3 separate regions of the Homo sapiens genome follow, and regions 1 and 3 are each linked to region 2. A link is a contact called in ENCODE Hi-C or POLR2A ChIA-PET data. All regions are on one chromosome and are shown on one strand. The core of a region is the stretch at or near the end of the contact, and the rest is flanking DNA. Distances in the headings are between cores, read along the strand shown.

Evidence for each region. Hi-C counts contacts between places; a loop is a spot of excess contacts on that map. ChIA-PET counts read pairs that join two places held with the same protein, here RNA polymerase II (POLR2A). Pooled maps may share reads with other maps.
Region 1: a loop to region 2 is called in a pooled map, with 3 times the contacts of the local background. The contact joins the enhancer-like site here to the promoter of HIF1A-AS3 in region 2. A Hi-C loop is called at or near these places in 2 of 37 single-sample maps with no recorded cell type and 3 of 50 pooled maps.
Region 3: a loop to region 2 is called in a pooled map, with 4 times the contacts of the local background. The contact joins the promoter of WDR89 here to the promoter of HIF1A-AS3 in region 2. A Hi-C loop is called at or near these places in 1 of 168 maps with a recorded cell type or tissue (CD8-positive, alpha-beta T cell), 1 of 37 single-sample maps with no recorded cell type and 9 of 50 pooled maps. POLR2A ChIA-PET finds 5 or more read pairs at or near these places in 1 of 52 experiments (naive thymus-derived CD4-positive, alpha-beta T cell).

What each region holds. Positions count from the first base shown.
Region 1 is chr14:63,470,038-63,474,447 of GRCh38, forward strand. The region is part of intron 2 of PPP2R5E (protein phosphatase 2 regulatory subunit B'epsilon); the gene reads right to left. Among named protein-coding and RNA genes, the nearest start is that of PPP2R5E, 71 kb to the right of the region's middle. RefSeq lists an enhancer at 1,618-1,697. Within about 2 kb of position 1,339, at least 6 of the 41 ENCODE cell types and tissues checked have a DNase peak (open chromatin) inside an H3K27ac peak, as active enhancers do.
Region 2 is chr14:61,748,867-61,753,069 of GRCh38, forward strand. HIF1A-AS3 (HIF1A antisense RNA 3) reads right to left here and starts at 2,231. Exons shown (of 3, transcript NR_144368.1): 1 at 2,019-2,231. HIF1A-AS2 (HIF1A antisense RNA 2) reads right to left here and starts at 223. Exons shown (of 1, transcript NR_045406.1): 1 at 1-223. RefSeq lists a silencer at 2,253-2,562.
Region 3 is chr14:63,639,295-63,643,505 of GRCh38, forward strand. It overlaps WDR89 (WD repeat domain 89), which reads right to left and starts at 2,577. Exons shown (of 3, transcript NM_080666.4): 1 at 2,510-2,577. LOC105370532 (a long non-coding RNA gene) reads left to right here and starts at 2,767. Exons shown (of 3, transcript XR_001750790.3): 1 at 2,767-2,903. RefSeq lists enhancers at 2,165-2,824, 2,379-2,478, 2,889-3,158.

The sequences.
Region 1 (4,410 bases), core at 89-2,588, 1.7 Mb after region 2:
AATGATTTTTGTCCTCCTCATCTCCTACCTCCCCACACCCCCCACTTTTTTTGAGACAAGGTCTCACTCTGTCACCCACGCTAGAGTGCAGTGGCACAGTCACAGCACACTGTAGCCTCGACCTCCCTGGCTGAAGCAATCCTCCCATTTCAGCCTCCCAAGTGGCTGGGATTACAGGCATGCACCACCACACCTAGCTAATTTTTGTAGTTTTTGTAAAGACAGTGCTTCACTATGTTACCCAGGGTGGTCTTGAACTCCTAGGCTCAAGGGATCCTTGCCGCCTGGACCTCCCAAAGTGCTGGGATTACAAGTGTGAGCCCCTGCATCCAGCCTCCTACCTCCCTACTTATAGCCCAGTTCCAACCCCAAGGCACACAGTATTCCACAATCACACTCTGCACTCATAACCTTTCCATAAGTTTAAAAAAAAAAAAAAACCGACTTGCCCTCTGATAATGTGGTGATTGATTATCCTGTCTACTAAAGGGTTAAGGGGTTATCTCTAGGAAGAACATATTTATATTATTAAAAAATACTTCATAGTGACAATAACAAAATGGCTTCATCCAATTGCATAATTTTAATAGGAATTTCCAGCATAAAACAAGCAAATTATCTGAAGACTCTATTGACACCTAATCTACTTTCACAGGATCATAAAAACAAGCCTTTATCAACAGATTAAAAAAAAAAAAAAACGTGGCTGAGCACAATGGCTCACACCTATAATCCCAACACTTTTGGAGGTTGAGGTGGGAAGATCAACACAGAAAGACCTCCGTCTCTACAAAAAAAAAAAAAAAATTACAGCATCCTAATAAAAAGATAAAATGTCTAATTCTGAAATTTTGACAATCTACATTGCTTGCTTGTACCATTAATGCACCCTGATATTACAAAGGTGACCAAGCAATAGCTTCTGAGCCATTTTTTACCCCACCCTGAAGTCCAAAGCAAGCATAGCATGCAGATGACAACATTTCTTTGAAAAAAGCCAAGTGGGGCAAGTTCAAGAGAGACCACTCTGAATGACATTCATCTAGATTCCAGAAACTCTCATATTACATAAATCTGCAAAAACACGCACCAGGCTCTCTTTGAGAATGGAGAGTACACATAAAAATGCGTAAGTTTCAAATTTCTGATAAAACCAGATGTCTTATGTATAGATTGTTCATAGACCCAGATGGGCCAGAAGAACCTCATTCATACAACTCTCACAAGTTTTCAGAATCTATCCTCTATTGAAAATATCATGATCTCCTACAGACAATACACTCTTTCAGGATCTTGACTATAAGCAATGTCAAAATACACTTGTTAATTAATGAATGAATAACCCAAAATAAACAAGAGTCACTGAAGACAGGTCAGGTATTAGAAAAAGATACGCATTCTAAAGAGCCATTTCCTGTTTCACAATAAATAGTTTCTGAAAATCTTGAATGAGTCATCCCTTCCCAGTCATATCATGTATACATAATAATAGTAAAAACTTAGTAAGCACTTACTCTGTGGCAGTCACTATTATAAGGAGTTTACATGTATTAACTCCTTTAATCCTTTCTACAATGCTGTGAGGTAGGTATTACCAACCTTATTTTTACATATAAAAATTGGCCCAAAGATATTTAGCAACTTGCCCACCATCACACAGCTGGAAAGGGGGCCCTGCTGAGCTTCAGACCTCCACAATCTGGCACCTGTACACTATCCCACCTCTGCTAAAGACTAATGAGAGCTGGCTTATCACTACTGATCATTTTTGTTTTCATCTAATATCTACAACGTACACTGGAGGGACCATCTGGAAGGGTTAATCTTCCTAATCTTCCTAACAGACTCTTTAACATAGATTGAGGAAGACAAGCATTCTGTCATCTATCTCCTCTTTGTACCAAGCAAAATGCAACTACCAAGGGTTAGAAAGATTCTCCAGCTGGCCTGTTATTTCTGTTAATATTTAAAAGCCCCCTTAGGCTGGGCACAGTGACTCATGCCTGTCATCCCAGCACTGTTGGAGGCCAAGGCAGGTGGATCACCTGAGTCAGATGTTCAAGGCCAACCTGGCCAACATGGCAAAACCCCATCTCTACCAAAAATACAAAAATTAATCGGGCATGGTGACAGGCGCCTGTAATCCCAGCTACTCAGGAGGCTGAGGCAGGAGAATCGGCTGAACCCAGGAGGCGGAGGTTGAAATGAGCTGAGATCACGCCATTTCACTCCAGCCTGGGTGACAAGAGTGAATCTCCATCTCAAAAAAAAATAAAATAAAGGACCCCTTTACATTAGTGTTAAGTCTCTCAAAAGATGATTCAAAGTCTTCTCTAACCTTCCAGCCTTCTCCTTTGCACTAAAGCTGGCTTACTTCAAGACTTCAACCTTGTTTGGATTTAATTTACTGTTCAGGAAAATGTAATGACACAGAAGTTTGGTTGTTTCATTTTGTTTTGAACACCTGACATTTGTTGAACTTGCATATGATTTGGAGTCTAACTGAGAGTTCAAACCTGTATTATCACCAGCACAGCCTAAGGTCAATTAGAAAGCCAGTTAGGTTGAATTGCTTTCAGCTAGTGATGGGACAGAAAGGAAGCATGAATAGAACAAGGAATAAACAAAGGAAAGGTGGAAGATATTTTAGACAAGAACAGCACAGAGGTGAGAGTGAGCACATTATGGGAGAAATTATAAGAAGATATGCATGTCTAGGGCATGGAAGACAGGTGACTAGAAAGAGTGGGAAATGAGAGGGAGGAATGAGGACATACCTGGCCAGAAAGGACTTTACAAACTGCAGGGTAACCTGGGTTTCATGTGGCTGACAACACAGAAATGTGGGACAGGAGCAAACATAATGAGAAGTGTTTTAGCGGGGGCTGAAGGGAGGCAATCAAATTAGCCAAAAACAATGTCATCAGAACCAAGTATGAAGAGTTATGAGGGCTTATACGAAGTTGATGGCCGTGGAAGAATAGAAGAAAAAGAAGCTGAGATACCAGAAGGTAAGAAACAAAGGGATTTTTTAAATTACATTAGATATAACAGAAAGGAAAGATAGTCAAAGATTACTAATGTTTCCAGGTTGGAAGAATGATGATACTGTTGGTAAAAATGAAACAATCAGACAGAGAAGTTAGTCAAGGAAGTTCATGAACTGTAGTGGCAACAACAGAATGTGAGGTAACTCCAAGGGAGAAAAAGACTCGAAATAGGACTGGAAACAAGGGGCTATAAATTAAACGGTAGAGATTCCAGAGTTTTCCCATAAAGGTGAAAGTTGAAATCAAAGGAACAGATAAGCTCAATGACTGAGTAAGGGGAAAACGAAGAACAGAAGGTTAAAAATGGAACCATGGGGCAGCTAGAGACAAGCTAAAGAAAACTCAACAATGAGGCAGAAAACTCAGGATAGGAAGGGACAGAGAACCAAGATGATGAAGTGCCCGCAAAAACAAGAAGTAAAGCTCTGAGACATTTCCCAGTGCTAACAGTGTACTAAAGATATACAAGAGTAAAACCTTCCGTAATTTTAAAGAAATGCCTCTAAATGCTAATGAAACAACCAAAACAGCTCTCTAGGAAGTCTGAGAAATGTCTGATGCAATCAGACTCAAGAGGCTGAGACAGGGCTAATTGTAATTTGGTTTTGGTGTGGATTTTATTAAATGAAGAAGAGTAACAGGAAAAGGGGATGACATGGAGAGAGAAAATCAAGTCTCTTAAAGTTTTTAGAAACTTGGGAGTTTTAACCCACATGCATTTGACTTTAACATTAAATTCTAATTAGTGATGTCAGAAAAATTGCAATAGAAAAGCCAAGGTGAAAAGAAAATAGTGAAAGGTAAAGAGAAGGAACCTGGATTTAATTCCGGATTCAGTAAAGAATCATGACAGTATTAAAGTTGGAGTGAGCACATGGTTTGTATTATTAAAACCTGAGGGAGAGACATTCATATGATTTGTATTGTTAAAAAGATCACTCTGGTCACAATGAGTTGAATGAATGGAAAAGAGGCAAGATAAGAAACAGGGACACCAGTTAGGAGACTACAGCTACATAGGAGGCAACTGTTACAGAATCGTGGGAAGGATTGGAGACAAAGTGGACAAATTAGAGATAATTTACTGGAAGAAGAATTGGTAGAATCAATTGTGCTTGCTGATAGAAACTACTCTGGGGGGAGAATACAGAGGTGAAAAGTGACTAACAGACAGAGAGGGATCAAAGGTGACTCTTGGCACTTGCCCCACTTCTCCACGTTCAGTGGGTGGGAGCCGGGTTGTCTGGTTTGAGCACCTGGGTGAACAGAGGAGTCAGCAAGTAAAAGAGGGAAGAAATAGTTTGGTGGGGGAAATCAAGTGTTACACTGACAATGTGTTACATTAGAGATGTTTATAAGA
Region 2 (4,203 bases), core at 981-3,480:
ATAATCTCATTTTTAAAAATCAGACAGTGTAGAAAGATATTTTTTAAAACAGAAAAATCACTATGAATCCCTGCACCTACAGGTACAGAAAATTATTTTTATGAACAAATTATGTAGGAAGTGCCAGAGCCTTAGGTCCTTTACCCTGAGGTATATATACTGAACAAAAGGAACTGAGCCACAGATCTCTTAGGTAGCTCTTTTTATCTTACAATGGAGGACAGTGATTACAATTATATGAAAATTTTGGAACAAAAGTTAATACTAAGATTCAGTGCAAAATTTGGGGGGGGGGGGGGCACAGGTATACTTAAGCACAAACACTGTGACCCAAAGTGCTTCAACATTTAGTTACAGATAGTAGTATACTAGAAGTGGTATTTTAGAATAAAGTGGTTGCTTAGTATTCACAGGTCACAAAACAAAAAATTATTCTTGTATAGCAAATTAGCTTCAGTTGAAAACTATTTGTAAAAGCAGATTATGTAATGACCAGGAGTTCAGGAAAATGACTTCTGAAAGCATTGAGAAGGGAAAGCCACGTTAAAGGACAGTACAGCTGGAAGGAAGCAAGTACTTACCCACTGCTCAGTCACTAAGACAACAAGCTCCTTGGAGTGCTTTAAGCTACGGAATAGCAGAACTGGCCCTTCCCAATTTTATGCACCGTCACAAATTTCTTCATAATGGTTTTGTCCAAGGCTTATAACCCAACCCTGGCAACTATAATCCTTACTTTATGAAACAGCTGTATTTCTTTTATACTCATAACCCAGAAAAATGAGAATGTATGTTCTGAGTATAAAAGAAATGTAGCTATTCCATAAAAATACAGGAGAAAAAGAATAAAGCTATTTTAATTTTTTTAATGCAGTATCATTAAAAAACAAACCAAGTTTGTTCTAAGTTTGACTTTAGAGTCAGGAGACTTAAGCTTACATTTCTGGTCTGCCATCTATTACTTTTAGAGCTTGGGTAAATCTTCATTTGAGATCTAAATGCTATATATAGTTCATTCATAGCAGTACCAGATAAGGGAGGAGTATATCTATACAGTATATAGTCTTGAAGAAGTGATCTAAGGCTCGGAGCTTTTGAGGTGGCCATGAGTGACTCCAAAGTCCATGGAGCTAACCACCCTGCAGTGCTAGCCAATCCAGTTGAACATACCCTTTTCTCCATTGTTAACTGTTTGTTTAAATAGCAAACAGAAGGCGGCAATGGAGGTGTGGAAAACTGAGGATCCGATGTCACTTGAAAGTAATGAGATCACATAACATTGAGGGAATGTCCTAAGAGGAGTGGCAGGGCATAAATAGAAATGAATAAAAGTGTTTTCAAGTGCCATTTAGTGGGTTCTGAATTTGAACTAGAGATTGAGATATCCAGTTATGGAGACATTAACTCAAATTAACAAGGTAGTGAATGGGAAAGCACAAACTATAAAAGACTGTATCAATGTATGGTATTTTTTCCCAGAGCTGTTTTGACTTAATGGCATAATAGATATGTTTAAGTTTTTATAACCTCACGATTATCATTCCAAATCTTATTTTCCTCCTAGAAGCCTCTGTACAGAAAAGATGAACTTAAAATTACTCGCTTTGTAGAAACTTAATCTAAAAGTTCAAAATGTTTAAGTAGCAATACCTAAAACAAGTTGCAGAGTAAAGAATCCTCTTTTTTTCTTTTTTTCAACATTAAGATTTGGTTAAATAAAACCTTTGCAAACGTGTTGCCAGCTGGAACCAACAAAAATGTAAAGAAAAAAACTTTTACTTTTTTTTTTTTAAGTTTTCCACTAACCACTTTGCTCACATTTCGTTCCTTTAAATAGAGATGAACCTGTCGTCCCAGATTATTTTACAGAGAAATAGTGAAATTAGTGGAATTCGATACAAAAATAGTCTCCCTGTAGGATAAAAGTTATACTTTACCATAAACCTTCCTATGAACGCCTTCTGGAGCTTTGATGTGTTCACACCTTTCAGAGGTTTGGACATAATTTTTATTCTTACCTGTAGTGGATAGTTTTTCCAAGACGCTGCCCAGACACCCGATCTCCGTGTACTATTGAATTTCGTTTATTCCCTTGTCTTGGCTCCATTCTGGGACGGAGAGGAAAGACAGGTGCCTGAGAGCGGCAGCGGTCAGAGCCCCGCGGGGAGAATACCAAGCATGCGGAAGGTACCCGGCACCCTTCTGTTCCTGGTGTGGCTGGCGCTACATGATGAGGATGCGAAACCCAAGCCAACCCGAGAAACTTCCCGAGCCCCGCCCGGCGCGCGGCAGGCCACGCCTCAGTACGTGCTCGGGCGCAGCACCGCAGTCCCGGGCCCCGCCCGCGGCCCCGGCCGTGGGCTCCAGGGCTCCAGCCGCGCAAGGCGACTTTCGTGTACGCTGTGGGGTGGCTGCTGCCCGCTGCGCGTACGTGTGGGAGCGCATGCGGGAGGCCCTGGCCGCTCCTGGCCTGCGAACGGGCGGCGCCAGGCGTGGGGGGTCAGCCCTGGGCTTTGTCTTCTGGGACTTGTCAAAGTCGGAAGCCTAGTGCTTCCCCAAACTTTGTTTTTTAGATGGGGGGGGCGTGGGCGAATGGGACTTGATGTATTGCGGAAGAGCTGCCTCCCGAAATTCCCAAGCAAATGCTTTGGGGTATGAAGCTTTTTCTTTGTAGAATAGAAAAAGTTGAGTTCTAACAGATTGGATAGTGGTTAGTTATATAATACTTTTTTAAAAAAAATTAGACATCTAATCAAAAATAGAGGAGTTCTATGTTTATTTAAATATATTCCTCTTAAGGCACTCAAAGAGTTCGTTTATTTTAAATAAAGCACGTTGAGATATGCCTAGTTAAGGATCTCGAAACTTTATCCCACTTGGTGCCGTTTTTATTTTGGTGGTTTTGTGGGGGGTGGTTTTTTGGGCTTTTTACTGTTTTGATTTTATTGTATGCCAGCTATTGAGAATCCTTTGGGAGAAGATAATCTTGTTGGACAGAAGGGAGATGAGTGTATAGAGTACGGAAAAAGCTTGGAGCCTTAATCTCTGTAATAATTGGTATGTTCAGATTGCACAATGTATTATAAAGTACAAAGCCAGGTATTTAGAATAAATAACTTCGCCTCTGCATATCCACAGCTCACTACATTTTACATTTTATTTTCATTTGTTTCCTTCAGGAAAATTCATTGTTTGTGGTTTCCTCAAATAGCATTTTATAGAAAGCAAAGGTACACTTTTCAAAAGTAGTTGAGGTGTTTTAGATACTTTTTTACTAATAAAAACTGATCTGTAGCCTCACTTATCATATGTGTGTGTGTTCGTGTCTAATCAGGGAGGTGCCCTTTAATGAGAGTGCCATAATTCTTTTGGTCCTACGGATGCATAATCATTATAGATGGACAATTTTCCATAGAAGAGAGCAGGCTGGTGGGGCTGTAATATTTATCACAAAGGGTCATGCTTTTTACAAAGTAGAGAAACACTGTGTAAAGTCAGACAAGTAGATTAGGATTCTGTGAAGTAAAATCTAATTTTAAAGATCTTTGAAATATTAACATTAAAAACCCTGTTTTATGTAGAGATCCTTTCCAAATATGACTGGATAATATTATTTCCTCTGAAATGGATTTTTAAAAACGGTTCTACATACAACTGCTATGACAAAATCTTTCATAGGCGTACAGAAACAAGCTGGACAGAAGTCATAAACTGTTGCCTGACTCCCTAATCTGCTGGTAGAATATTAAAGCAAAAACCTAAAGAAAGTGAGCTACAAATACGGAAAATTAGAAAGGAGCCAATACAGCCTGGGAGGTACTTTGCATCAGCCTTTGCCTCTTACTTAGAGTTTTCCCAACTGCAAATATTTATCATTCCTGTGAATTTCCTTATCACTTCCTCTTTAGCTTTCTCACTTCTCTTTTTTTAACCTTATAATTTTTGCATGTCTTATCCCTCGTACTAAACTCTTAGTTTCTTCAGAGCATGGTTCCCATCTGACTCATCTTTGATCCGTCCTAAAGCCTTCCACTCTGCATGCGCAAAAACAACTCACACATGATCCAAGGTGGAGAGGATTTCAGGTGTGTCAGAGACTAGAGAAGAATTATGATCAGAGGAACAAAGTGGGGAACAGAACCATTTTCTAGCTCTTCCAGGGAGATCCATTCAATCAATGAGTAGTGTTGAGTGAGTACAAGA
Region 3 (4,211 bases), core at 1,327-3,826, 1.9 Mb after region 2:
GGACTGCTTGAGCCCAGGAGTTTGAGACCCACCTGGGCAACATAGCGAGACCTCATCTCTACCAAAAAAAAAAAAAAAAAAAAGGAAGAGGTGACTCTCTTGAGTACATCTGCACTCCCCTTTCTTAAGTGTGTACTTTTCACCAAAGGAAAAAAAAAAAAGAAAGAAACAAAGGCAGAAAGAATAAATGTGTGTTATTCGAAGTCACTAAATCTGTTGTAATTTGTTACAGTAGCTATATGAACAAAATACACCCTTTTGACAGTTTGGCGATAATCTGTACATAATCTGCCCTAAAATATTGAACAGAATTAACATAAAGACCATTCCAGTTCAGATTTATCAAAATTCTCTTGTATTTTCTACCAAGTAAATGAAAATATCTTAAACACATGGAAATCACTGAAAATGTAGTTCTTTAAAGCACATAGGGAAAAAGTAAAAAAGCAGTAGCATCTTCAGTCGTATTTGCAGCTCATAGTGTCAGTTGCAGAAAAAGTAGTCATGACTTTAGTACAAAAGTACAACTCAAAAACTTCACGGGTTTGGCACAGTGGCTCGTGTGTAATCCCTGCCACTTGGGAGGCTGAGGCAGGAGGATCACTTGAGCTCAGAAGTTCGAGGCTGCAGTGAGCTAAGACTGTGCCACCGCACTCCCGTCTGGAAAAACACCCTGTATTTACAAAGTGAGAGAAAAGAACCCAAAAAGTAGTTACATGGGCTTGATCTTACTTTTGCTTTACAATAGCTACAACAATCTAAGGTAAGAATACAAACCAGGTAAGTAACATAGCTGCATTCACAGGAAAGTATTCCTGAATACTGAACAAGGAGATAAGCAGTCCATAGACGTTTCAGAGGATTTCTCACTTAAATGGTACTTGACTGCAAGTTACCACTGTTTTACTCGGCCATAGGTTGCAGTGCAGTCCAGGCTCCACAAGAAAGAATTTGAAAAGCAGAAACAGTCACGTGGCTTTCATCGGTAACATATTTTGTATCTATTAAATTATTTAATCCTCAGAACTCTAAGTAGTCAAGTTTGGTATTTATTTCAATTATACAGGTGAAAAAGCTGATGCTGACTTGTCCAGTCAAAGGTCAGTAACTGGTGCCTACTGCGATGTCTTTCCTCTAGATCATTTTACCTTGGTAACAATCGATTAATTCACTTCTAGGTGTGTTTTATTGACTTTTTTTTTTCTCTTTTTTGAGACGTTGTCTCACTCTGTCGCCCAGGCTGGAGTACAGTAGCACGATCTTGGCTCACTGCAACCTCTGCCTCCCGGGTTCAAGCGATTCTCCTGCCTCAGCCTCCCGAGTAGCTGGGACTACAGGCGCCCGCCACATTTTTGCATTCGTAGTAGAGACGGGGGTTTCACCATGTTGACCAGGCTGGTCTCGAACTCCTGACCTCGTGATCCGCCCGCCTCGGCCTCCCAAAGTGCTGGGATTACTGGCGTGAGCCACCGCGCCCAGGCTTTTATTGACTTTAAATAATTTCAAATTAATAAAGAAAACGGCCGGGCACGGTGGCTCACGCCTGTAATCCCAGCACTTTGGGAGGCAGAGGCGAGTGGATCACCTGAAGTCAGGAGTTCGAGACCGGCCTGACCAGTATGGTGAAATCCCGTCTCTACTAAAAATACAAAAATTAGCCGGGCGTGGTGCCAGGCGCCTATAATCCCGGCTACTCGGGAGGCTGAGGCTGGAGAATCGCTTGAACCCGGGGGGCGGAGGTTGCAGTAAGCCGAGATCGCCCCACTGCACTCCAGCCTGCGCGACAGCCTGAGACTCCATCTCAAAAAAAAAAAAAAAAAAGAAAAAGAAAAAGAAAAACAAAAAAGAAAACAGGAGCAACATTTTACAAATTATACCATCTTTTAATTTTACATCCATGGAAGCTGAATGCCACAATTTGTCAGAGACAAGCTAAAGAAAACACAAGAATGAGTAATGTCTAACACTGCTTCGCGTGAAAATGAGAACACTCACAGTACCTACCTCTTTAGATAGCCATGTGGTTTAAATGATATAATAGACCAGTTGCTGGTATCATACCACATCCCATACTACGGGTCGTCTCTTCCCAAGTGAAAATCTGCTTTCTGGCCTACAAAAGGATTATACTAAACCCTTTTAGTGGTGGGGAGAGTATCCGTGGAGAGGAAAGAGCAGGAGGAAACAGGTCTTTCCCTGAAAATGAGCAAGGGCGTTTGGCTTTTATTGAAAAACGCCCCAGAGGAAGTACTGGGAACTGCACCGGCAACAGCAGCCTGACCCGCAGAAGTTTCTTTGGCCAGGGCCAGCACAGGTTTGACCTGGTGGCTCCGACGGCGGAGCGAGACTGCCAACACGTGCACACTCCGTCCAGACCTCCCACTTCCCTCCGCGCTCCCGCGATAGCTGTCCAGCAACTCTAGCTTTCTAGACTCAACCACGGCGTCGCCGCTCGTCGAGAGGGCTGCCCATCCCGGGGACCCGCCCAGCCTGGCCCAGCAAAATGTACCTTAGTAGCCTCAACCTGTACCGGAGAAAACGCAGGCTGCGCGGCGGCTTAGAGCGGTCAAGTGGAACCCCGCCTCGACCTCTCTGATTGGGTAATGCGCACAAGAAAATCAAGAGGATTGGTCGGCTGCAGAGAGGCGGCCCGTAACGCGACGCGAAAGAAGTGGGGCATAGCGGCCCGGGGAATTCTTGCTAGCTTCCGATTGGACGAAAGCAGAACGCCTGCCCCTTCGTAGACCCAGCGTACGTACAACGCTCACACCACCACGCCGTACGCTGCGTTAGCGGAAGTTTAATGGCCCCATTGGTGGGATGCGTGGCCAATAAAGGGCAAGAATAAGGCGGATTCCGCCTTCCTCGTGGCTGACTGGATGCATCCGCTGGTACTGATTTACGTGAGTTTCAGCATTTAGACGTTCCGAGTTTCCACCGAGCCAGAGTTGGGTAGAGAGTTATTAAGATGACTAGGAGACTAATGCGGGGAGAAATAATTTAGTAGTTAGACTCAGGCCCTGAAACTACCACTCGTGTTCAGAAAGTCTACGTAATACCTTATTGTTTTCACGCGAAGAAACCAGCCCTTCAGGCCGGGCTGAATGTGGTTTAGGGATTCTCTGGCTGTCATTGGGTGAAAAAGCGATCAGTTTGAAGGTAGCTCCGCCTGGGCTCTAGGGAACTCTGGGATTTGTAGTCCGGAACTTTCGAGTCCTGTAGCTTTAAATGTGGTTGTTGCTACTGAGTTCTTTCATGTTGTTAATAACACCCATTGACATTTATTGTGGTTTGTTGGACTTTTTATCCTTTCGTTTATCAGCAGCATTAAAGACAACATTTAAGAAATGTGTAAACACTGCATGTATGTTCGTAAACAATAAATGTTAGTGTTTCCAACAATTTACTGCTGTGCCTAGCTGTATACTATATGTTCATGCTTACTGTACTAAGTAGATACTAAAATTATTTGTTTCTAAAACTTTTGCTGTTACAACAAAACAGTCTGATTTTCATATTAGTGTCCATTTACGATTATTTGAACCCTACATTTAGCAATTATGTGTACTGTGATGGCATAGGTAGCAGCTGCTTACATGAATCAAGTGTTGTTATGACATGAAGCAGAACTGGCTGCTATCTTCACAGGAAAATAGGGCTATGCTTAAAATGTCAAGCAAGACCACCATCAGGAGGAATACACATTGTATATTATTAAAGACTGTATTATAGTGTCTATTTTCAGCCTTTATTAAAACAGTTTTAGGACAGGCTTTTCCTGAGTCTATAGAATCCTGAACTCTTCTGTGAGCTAATTTAGCGGTATTTCATTTTTGTGTCTAGCAAAAGTAAAACCATTAATAAATACCAAAAACTTGCTGAGTAGACTTTTCGCTTTCGAAAAATTTTAATATTTTTTTCCTATTTTACATGTAATACAAACTTTCGACTGTAGAAGAAAAAAACATGATTTCGGATGTATGTAATACTTCTACACTTCTAGATTAAAATTAAGTACACTTTACAGAATTAAAGCTAAGCAAAAACTGCGTTCATTACTGATGCTTGTAATTATTGCATTTTTGTTTAAAATATCGAATTATTTTTGTCATTTTTGTATCTTATTTCTAAATGATTAGAGAAGGTTTCAGGTTGTTTGTAAAGGAAACATTACCGATTTAGCTCTTTGTTTTGTTTTGTTTTGGAGACAG